2 separate regions of the Homo sapiens genome follow, and region 2 is linked to region 1. The links are chromatin loops, found by intact Hi-C in ENCODE. Cell type or tissue: dorsolateral prefrontal cortex. All regions are shown on one strand. Each heading gives the region's core, and the rest is flanking DNA. Links, peaks and the distances in the headings are about the cores only.

Region 1 (5,389 bases), core at 236-5,235:
AGCACTTTGGGAGGCCACAGTGGGTGGATCAGGAGGTCAGGAGTTCGAGACCAGCCTGGCCAGCATGGTGAAACCCCATCTCTACTAAAAATACAAAAATTAGCCGGACGTGGTGGCATGTGTCTGTAATCCCAGCTACTTAGGAGGCTGAGGCAGGAGAATTGCTTGAACCCGGGAGGCGGAGGTTGCAGTGAGCCAAGATTGTGTCACTGCACTCCAGCCTCGGCGACAGAGCAAGACTCCATCTCAAAAAAAAAAAAAAAAGTGTCAGAACTGATATCTAGGTGTGAGTCCTGTTGCCTGAGGATGTAGTCGAGAATATTCTATTTGCATTTTGCATTGTTAAAAATCATGTAAGCACAGCATAGAGCCCAGCAAAGGAGTGTTAACATCTGAGTGTTAACAGGAAAGGTGTTAAGATTTGCTATCTATACCTATATTTATAGGAAAAAGGAAAATTTTAATATAGTTCATAGAACAATCAATCCAAAGAGAAGTAAACATTCACCACAGACAAAAGGAGCTGACAGAGGTAGGGCACAGTTGCTATAACACCATGTCGAGTGTGGGACTCTTTAAATGGCACACCATTTTTATGCTAGTCTTTATGAACCTTGGATAAAAACTGATGTTGGTGTTAGGATAAAAGATTCAATTGTGGGAGTCAGTTGGGTGATGAAATGGTTTTGGCACTTACCAGGTTGGAATACTGCACCTCCAACTCTTTGTGATCTATTTTCTTAAAAAGAGGAAAAACTCATGAAATAATTTAATTCCAATTGTAGGAGTCCAATCCTGACTACTTTGCACTCAGACAAATAAATACAATGGGCTACAGGGTACCGAAAAGAAAAAAGTGTGAAACAACATTGTATAGAATATCACAGTTGCAAGGGTACAAGTTGTTCATAAAGTATGCCAATGAACTTTCATTGTTATTATTATTATTATTTGAAACAGAGTCTTTCTCTGTCGCCCAGGCTGGAGTGCAGTGGTGCGATCTCAGCTCACTGCAACCTCCACCTCCCGGGTTCAAGCGACTCTCCTGCCTCAGCTTCCTGAGTAGCTGGGACAACAGGCACATGCCACCACACCCGGCTAATTTTTATATTTTTTAGTAGAGACTGGGTTTTGCCATGTTGACCAGGCTGGTCTCAAACTCCTGACCTTGGATGATCCTCCCACCTCGGCTTCCCAAAGTGCTGGGATTACAGGCGTGAGCCACTGCACCCGGCCATGTTTTGTATTTCTTATGAAATAGAAATTAGCCAATATGAATTAGGCTTTCTCTTGACAAGATGAAAATATATTTTGCAAAACAATGCCATTCAGCAGGATAATTTGGCCTTACCAATGGAGTTTCACTAATCTATTCTGGTGACTGACTTACTTTAGTCTAATGGGCTCAGCAAAAAATAAAGTAAGCTTGTTATTTGAAACAATTATTGTATGTATATACTGCAGATTCCAATGATATCTCTCAGAGGTCTACACATTTAACAATAAAATTCTTTCTCCAACACCTGTTTTTTGGCATGGGAGGAGTAGTGGTCATTTTTGTAGGTAAAGGAGACACAGAGAGCTCCCTACACAAGGAAGGAAAGTTGAGCAGACTGACTGAGGACTGTACTTTATTAGTTGGAGTGAATTCCGGTATGCATTGGCACATCCATTTCTGTGCCCACATGGTAATGCCTCTTTGTGAGGCAGAGTGCAAAACCACTGGGAAAATTAAGAATCACACTCAGAACTGAAGTTCATACAGGGGAGAAGGAAACAGACATGCAGTAGGCAGCCTAGATGTGAGCCCTAGCAAGAGACTACTGATGGATTCCCCAAAGTGACTGCCTAAATGTAGTGTGTTTACTACAAAGCTTGTCACAGACAGCTAAAATGCAAATACAAATGAACTTTGATGTACTTCGTGGCAAGACTCCCAGCCCTTCGAGCAAATTCCTGAGTGAGGAAGCTGGTTCTGAAACATGCCTGGGAACTGCACACATGTGAACTTCCTGAGGCCTCTTCTCTTTAGCACTTAACAGGTAGCTGGATTTTAAACATTTGTCAGGCTGCTTTTATTCTGTCTACCTACCTCTCAATTATCTACCTATCTACCTATCCATCTATCTATCTTTGCATTATCAGACCAATTCATTATTCTTAACAATAGTTAAGAACATCAGTGTCTGTTCACTTTATGAACTGAGACACCAAGATAATAAGGAATCTGTCTTAAAACAAAGAAAATGTGTGGTTAAACGACAGTTAGAATTCAGGTTTCCCAAACTGCAGTTCTTTCTTTAGCCCACTGGTGGGCTACCTCCTATTTATATTTTCTTCATAGGTTCTTTTTTGCATACATGTAAATATCTATGCAGGAGATCACTGAGGGACCGTAGCTTCTCTTCATTCACCTGGCATGTGACCTGAGGCAGGTCAGCTGGACACCCTAGGCCAGTTTTTCTTGAGTGGAGGAGACGGTGCTGGCCTTGATGTCATTTCTGTTCTGACCTCTCGTGGTGGGTGGGGGTGATGGGAATACACAGGAATTTGACAAACCCAAGCCCAACATTCTTCTGACCCACATGGGATTACAAAACAATGCGGAAAAACTACCAGTAAATGCCTGCCCATTATTTGGGGGCATTGTGCCATCCAAATAAAGTCAGGAGGTTAAATGGCTACCAGAGCATCACATCATCGAGAACATCGTGTCTGCTTGGTTTGGGCTCAATCCCAGATTAGGAGACTCTAAACCACGGTCTATACTTAGTTTAAATTAGCCAGGGCAAAACATCTGTATCAGCATTAATATAAGCCCAACTTCAATGTCTCAGGGCTTATGGAAAATATTTGCATTTTTCTTTCCTCAAGAGACTGCCTTATTTCATATATGTATGTGTGTGTATGTGTGTTTATATATAATTTTATATGTATATGTGTGTATGTATATATACACGTATATGTGTAAATATACGTATATATACACGTATACACATACATATACGTGTATACGTGTATATATACATATATACATATATGCATACATATATATATACGGGCAAAGACTTAATATACTATCCACAGGCTATTCAGATTGTTCAAGAGGCTCTCAGTTGAAGAAGCAAACAGACAAACAAAACGGTTTCATACACAGGCAGGCATTTGGCTGAGTAGGTCGGCAGGATATGGAAACTTGCTTTGAGGTGTTTTTGGATTCTCACCTAGAATTCTACTACTTAATGGCTGTGTGGCTTCTTTGCAGGCTATATACTGAATTCATAAAGGATGTTATGAGAGTAAATTCAAAGAATTCTGATGTTTTGAAATTTGTTGTGACTTGGTTAACTATGGTGAAATGTTACATTCGTGTTACATTATGGCTTTTGTTTATACGGGTCTGATTATGGGATAACTTAATAAAGTTGTAAAAAACTCTATGTTTTTCAAAAATTCTGTGTTTTTCTTATGTGAAGAATTTGTTTCAACTATTCTTCAAACACCAGAAAAGGAGTCACCGTATACTTTACTTTTCATATAAAGATTACTCAATATATTTTAAAATGGGTGTTCCAGAATTAGACTTCCAGATTCCTTGAATTGAGAGTGTGGAAAAGGATAGGCAGCTCCTGTAATAGGAGACATTCTTTTAAAAGCCTGGAATGCTGAAACCCTCTTAGACTGAAAACATGTCAGGACATGCCTTTTTGGGATACTGTCAAACGGTTTAGGCTCAGAATTCCACATTCCGTACTTTTGAAGTTGTTTTCTGTTGGCAAATGACCTCTTGATTATTTTCATGTGGTGAGTATTCAGGCCAACCTTTTTGGTTCCAAGTGATTTAAAAACACACACACACACACACACATAAAAACAAACCACTCTGAAGTGTCCATATTTTAGCATAAAGTTAGGAATTATGCGAGTGCTGGGTGTATCACGGTCAATTCTGTGAGCCTCGTCACAGTTTATAGCCGAAGTCAGAGGCTTCAAAATCAGACACACATTGACCTGGAATGCTTTATTCTGCAGTGCTCATTCTTGATTCTCAGAAGTATCGCTCCTGTGAAAAACTTATCACCATTAGGGAGCTGTCATTTCCCTGGTAAAATTAAACAGCAATTTCATTCACCTTTGCTTCTTTTTGGATGAAGGCTGGCAATGGTTTAAGGAACAAATAAATGAATGAATAAATGAGTGGAGTTCCCTCCTCCTGACTCAGAAAGGTGCTATTTCCCCTCACGCAGGAGATACAACTTCCATGCAAGCCAGTTCTCCTACTACATAGAGCCCTTCTGTTTTTAGGAAGTTCTGATTCATGGATTGGAGAATTGAACTAAATTAGTATACTGTACAGCATGGGCCTGGTTAAATTAAACATAAATGCTCTGCCCCCTGCCACCCACCTCACTGTGACCACGGAGAGTTCATTTAACAGGCGCCACTGTCTGTGAGACCCAAACAAAGGTAGCTGACTTCAAACCCTGTCTACATTTGCCTTATTATAGACCATGTGTTAGTAGATGTTGTAATATTTTTTATGAACCAGTAGGATTCTCAGAATGCTTCAAAACAGGCATGATATTGGGTGATGATTTTATTTTAAGTCTCATCTCGATTTAATTTTGTGAGAATTTTTTAAAATTGTCTGTTTTATTGAGAAATTGCTCAGAGATCATATACAATGAGAAACTCGGCTAGAAGAAGATAAACAAAACAAGTATAACAGAGACAACGTTCTTTTAAAACATTTCATTTTGCAGACCAATAATAAAACTTGTAAATCTTTTAAAAATACTTTTCTTATGGTGTATAAATTCTGATATTTTACTTGAAGCTAATAAAGCCACCATAGAGAAGAAAGTTAATTTTTTCTTCTTTAAGCTTTCCATAGGTAGTATAATTTAAATAATTCTGTGGTACAGTTTCAACACCTCAGATTGAGCACTTTTGTTTACGAAGTAAGAACAGTAATCCTCATGTAAAAAGGTGGTATTGCTACCCTAGACAGCAGATGGTGTTATTAAATACACAGGCAAAGTCTAAGGTCATAAGGAACTAACAATTAACCAGAAATACGATCTGTCACAGTCGTTTAATGGGTAACCTAACAGATATATACCGCTTGTATTCTTCTGAGTGGTGGGAGGTAAATAGTCAAGCTTCAGAGCAGTTGCACAATCGTTTAGAAATATTGTAATTATATTCTTATTTAAGCATTTAGGGAAACCAACAAGCGAGAAAGAAAGTGAAAATCAGTGTGATTTCCTCATAATACTGTGTCCTGTTAATCTGCTTTGAAAAATACTTTACAAATTCAGACAGCACAATTTCATAGCTATCCCTGAATCTAACTCGTCTCCCCAAACTAGGAATGTCAAAATTTTGA
Region 2 (5,389 bases), core at 206-5,205, 220 kb after region 1:
ACTGCATTCAAGGAGATGAATAAAGGACAATGGAAGAAAGTCAACTCTTCACTAATCAAACAACCATAGGTTTTCAGCTCCAGGTGCTGGTTCTTCCATCTCTGCCTGGGATGTCTTCCTGCTCCAGGTCGCTTTGTTTTAAGTCTTCCACACCCTCCTGGTGTATCACAGACGATACCTCCTGCAGGAAGCCTTGCTTGATGCCTCCATTATCTCTCTTTCTCTCTCTCTCTCTATCCTTTGAACTCCATGGTTCTTAGCTAGTATCTCCCTGATGACACCTTGTATTTTCCATCCACATAATTTCCACATCTGTCTTAATGCCCACGTGGCTCTGTACCCCGCCTAAGGGCGGGACTACATCCTGTACATGATAGGTGCTCAATCAATATTTGTGGGATTTCATTAAATCCTGTTGAAAATCTTAACAAGTAAAATAATGAGGACCTGTAGTTATATTTGCTGGATTTAAAAGAGTCCTATAATAGTGTATAGTTAACTTTAAAAAGCAGATTATAAAATAGAATATATAGGACAACTCTGATTATGTGACTATAGATGCATCTTGTTGCAATCAGGGTCCTGGCTAAAAGCAGAATGTATCAAATAGGGTCCATAGGAAGAAGCTTTAGTGAAGGGACCCCTTCAAGAGCTGTGTGCAGAGTGAAGTGAACAGACAGGAAGGTGACACCCAGGCTAGCAAGGCGGGGCTCCCAGGACCCCATACCCATGAAGAACAAAGCAGGTGGAGAGAGTTTCTGGGGCCTGGCTAGGACTGGAACCATGCAGGGTGGGGGGCGGTGGTGGAAACTGAAGCCAGGAAGGACAAGCAGCCTCAGAGATGAGCACGGACAGAGAGACAAGTGCAGACACAGAGACGAACGTGGACACAGGGAGCGGCTGTCTCAGGATTTCTCTCTCTGCCCACAGGCTTGACTCCTGCAGGTGCCTCTCATCAGCTGAACTCACAGGAAGCCAGGGGCCAAAGGAACCTGGGTAATTCCCCGAGGGGGTCAGCCTCCCAGGCACAGCGGAAGGCAAAGGATGGCTCCATGGCGAGGGCAATGGATACTTACACATAACACACTCAGGAGAACCAGGAGGGCGTGCTCCAGAGGTGCACGGAGACGCGATTAGGAGGGACAGCCAGCTTTTTCCTTATCTTTTTCATTTTGTTTTGTTTTTAGAACAAGCATATATTGTTTCTATAATCAAGGGGAAAAATGGGTTTTCCATTCAACACTCTGACCTAGAAATTCATGCAGGAGAAAAAATAAAAAGGCATATTGAATAGTGATCTGTACTTTTTAAATCTCCTTCAAACATTTTCATCTCTACTTTGTAAAATTAAAGACACACCTAACTATTCATGTATTCATCCAGTCAGTGACTTATTTGTTCAACAAATATTTTTCAATACATTCTATGCTGGATCTTGGAGATAAGGCTGTTAACAAGGCAGATGTAGGGCCAGGTGTGGTGGCTCATGCCTACAATCCCAGCACTTACGGCCACCGAGGTGGGCAGATCACCTGAGGCCAGGAGTTCAAGACCAGCATGGGCAACATAGCAAGACCCAGTTTTTTCAAAAAATAAAAAAAGTTAGCCAGGTTTCAGCTATTCAGGAGACTGAGGTGGGAGGATCAATTGAGCCTGGGAAGTCAGGGCTGCAGTGAGCTATGATCGCATCACTGCACTCCAGCCTGGGGAACGGAGCAAAACACTGCCCCGCCCCCCCCAAAAAAAAGCAGGCATAGTCCTGGACCCACAAAGCCCAAAATCTGGCAGAGAAAATGGGCAGGGGACCATAAACCACAAGACAGAGAGGAAGGGTCCCAGGTGACAGGTGAGAGGTGGTGTGAAGCAGGCATGGTGCCCCAGTATGCACCTAGATTGAACTCTTCACTCGCCCAAAGAAGGGACGTGGGAGGCTGCTTCCCAGAATCACACAAGGCAATATCACTCTTTTTCCATGAAAGACTAGGGCCATAAAATAAGTCCGCACCTTCATTTCTATTGGGCTACCCTTCCAAACTCAGACTAGGTCTATGCAACATGAAGTGGATTCAGATTTTTTAAAAACCATTTTAAAAATTAACAAACTAAGTGAGTATTTCATTAACACGATACCACACCGTGGAGCTTACTAAATGAGTGGCTGCTTCCAAGTCCCTCCAGAGAGACGCCCATCCCCATTTCTACTGTCCCCTTGCTCTGCACAAGCCCTGGATGCAGCCTCAGCTTTCCTTGGCTTTCCTCTTTAGTAGCAGCACCTGTATTCTCATATTTGTGAATCCTTTTGAAACCCCCAAAATATGGCAGACTGTCATGTGATAGTGGTTGTATGTTTAATATTTCTTGATTAAGAAAATACATGACAAAAGTCTATAATGAATTTAGCCATGCTTTTGAATAAACATGCATTTTATTAATTATAGCCATCTACATAGATTCAACAAATAACAGCTCACATGGCTGGGAAGTGCTGCTTATTCAGTCCACACAGGCAATGCTTGCAGGGCACATGCATTCTCAGGCCTCTTGCAATAACTCTGGCTACCCTTCTACCCCAGGGATCTAAGGCTCCCAGGTCAGAAACTTGAGAATGAGTGATTTACCATCACAGGTTAAACCAGCTCCACTCCAGTCACTCAGACCGAGTGCTTCAGAACTTTCCCCAAAGTGGAAGAGGAACCTGCAAATCCAATCGAGACAGACTTCAAAAATTGCAACCATCAGAGTTGTAGGGAAATACGGGGAAAGGCTGGGTTCGAGCCTCAGATCTGCTCCACACTGTGCAACTGCTCTCTCAAAGCTTTGGTTTCTGTTTCTACAAAATATATCAATATCATCATCATCTCTATCCAGGGAGCCCATTTAAAAATCAGGTGCAGCTGCTTCGGTGAGTGATGGGATTAAGGATGATTGCTGTTTTTCTTCTTTAATTCTATTAATTTTCCACGTTTCCTACTATTATTATGTGCTGCTTTTATACTCAGAAAATGTGCGCTTTATTTCAATGCTTTGTAAACTACAAAGTGCATTACATGTGACTGTGTCCTTATCTGTGCGATGAGGGTGGAAATAGCCCTGAACTTGGGCTGCTGTAGGAATTTGTAAGTTGTCATATTCTTATTGAGCACCTACTGTTGAGTTAAGATGAAATGAATTAATACATGGAGAGCACGTAACATAGTGCCTGGCACATAGAAAACATCGTAATTGTATTTATCTGTTTGTTGATTGATCATTACTGCTACAGATACAGGAGGTGCACAGAGAGAGTGTTCAAGGACCAAGCCTATTCTCTGAACTTTGTTTTGACAGCTCCCATGGGCACATTGGGGACAGTTCAGTCTACCTCTCCTGACCACAGGAAAAGTAGATCAAGGTCAGGCCCCTAACACCACCGTAATCAGGATGTTGACTGGTCAGGGGCTATAAAGCAGCATGGCTCTGGGGTAGCGTCTTTAGATCTGAATAACTATTTTCAGAGACAGGGTGCTGTTTTAGTTCTGCTGGTCTCTACCCAAACAAAGCTTGCCATATGGACCTACTAAGAGTGGACACAGCTCTTGATGTGAAGTCATGGTCAAGCAGTTTTCCCTTTGCATGCAAAGAGGGGAATGAACTAACATTTACTGGTTGTCTTAGTCCATTTGGGCTGAGATAACAAAATACCATAGACTGTATCTTATAAATAACAGACATTTGTTTTTTACAGCTCTGGAAGCTTCTAGCTTATAAATAACAAATCTTTCCCACAGTTCTGGAGACCAGAAGTCTGAGATGAGGGTGCCAGTATGGTCGGGTTCTGGAGTGGCCTCTTCCAGACAGCCTGCTTCCTGCTTCGTCCTCACTAGCCCCTTACTTATGAGGGCACTAATCACCTCCGTGAGGGCTCCACCCTCATGACCTCATCACCTCCCAAAGACTTCACTTCCTAATACCAACCATCACATCAGGGTTAGCTTTCAACATGGGAATTTTGGAGAGGAGACACAGACATTCAGACCACAGCACCTGGGAATATTTTAGCATTCTGATAATACTCCAGCCATTGTGCAAAGCGCATTTTCATACTTTATCTCATTTTGGCTGACAACAACAAATGAGACAGGCATGATCATGTCCCAGTCTTCAGATGAAGAAACTGAGGCTCAAGTAAATGTAAGAAATTTACCTAATGTCAAACAGCTAATAAGAGGTCAAGCTGGGATTCTGACCTCAGTCTAGTTGACTCAGACTTCTGCAAGCCTCTCTTCCTAATTTCTACCTACTCAGAAACTTCTAGAAGCAATTTTGAATGCTGATCCTAATCTGCAAAGCCCATTTCAGTCTTCCAAGTGCAGAGTCCACAAACCCAGAAGCCTTTGGCCCTTTGCTCACTTACCCTTAGGCTTTTTCTTCTTCTTCTTCTTTTTTAATAACACAGATGGGGTCTTGCTATGTTGCCTAGGCTAGTCTCAAACTCCTGGGCTCGAGGGATCCTCACACCTCAGCCTCTCAAAACACTGGGATTACATGTGTGAGCCACCAAACCAGGTCTCTTTTTTTTTTTTTTTTCTTGACAAGGTCTTGCTTTGTCTCCCTGGCTGGAGTGCAGTGGCCTAAAAACAGCTCACAGCAGCCTCAAACCCCCAGGCTCAAGCAATCCTCCCACTTCAGCCTCCCAAGTAGCTGGGACTAAAGGCACATGCCACCATGCCTGGCTTATGTTTGTACTTGTTATAGAAACAGGGTTGCACCATGTTGCCCAGGCTGATCTCGAATGTCTGAGCTCACACGATCCACCTGCCTCAGCCTTCCAAAGTGCTGGAATTACAGGTGGGAGCCACCGCTCCTGGCTATTTTCAGCTTTTTTATCCCACAAATGGTAAAGAAAAATGGCCAACCATGTCTTGAGGTTCATCTGGGGGCTCTGAGATCCTTGGTCAGAGTAAGACATTCTTTAATCAAAGTTTGACGTGTATGGGATTGGGGTACCATTGAATTCTCTGTAGTTAAGGGACCTGATTCCAACAGCAGGTTGAAGGAAGGATAGGTGTGGAAGAAAGGTCTTTTCAAATAGAGGGACATCGTCGTTCACTTCAAATAAATGGAAGCCAATAGTGAGCTGTAAAATAAATTAAGGATAAATGGTAGGAATTGAGCCTATCATTAAGTATTTATAAATCAATAATTAAAGCCCATCCTCACTATCTCCTACCCATTTTCTCTTAACTAGTATTGTCTTAGGTCTACTAAGGTCAATGATAATTCTCAAGCCAGTAAGCTCTCAAAATCAGGTGCTAGAAAAATAATAAGCTCTTTTATCTTCAAAGATTAGAAACCCTTAACTAGACCAAACCACAGAACGTTAGCCGAGTAAGCATCATCCTTTAGAGAT

The links. A loop is a pair of places that touch in the nucleus more often than their neighbours do. Peaks named below come from ENCODE experiments on the same cell type or tissue, not always from the same donor. Only the 100,000 strongest peaks of a DNase experiment are listed, where the experiment ranks them.
Region 2: a loop joins it to region 1, with 3 times the contacts of the local background. A loop is called at or near these places in 18 of 110 quality-filtered maps.

The regions. Positions count from the first base shown.
Region 1 is chr1:234,614,896-234,620,284 of GRCh38, forward strand. No RefSeq gene overlaps it. Among named protein-coding and RNA genes, the nearest start is that of IRF2BP2, 7.4 kb to the left of the region's middle. RefSeq lists an enhancer at 1,788-2,288. In dorsolateral prefrontal cortex, for the core only: no CTCF peak of the experiment used is centred there; no DNase peak of the experiment used is centred there; H3K27ac peaks cover 2,591 bases.
Region 2 is chr1:234,829,933-234,835,321 of GRCh38, forward strand. All of the region lies in intron 2 of LOC107985365 (a long non-coding RNA gene), which reads right to left. Among named protein-coding and RNA genes, the nearest start is that of LINC02961, 73 kb to the left of the region's middle. In dorsolateral prefrontal cortex, for the core only: no CTCF peak of the experiment used is centred there; no DNase peak of the experiment used is centred there.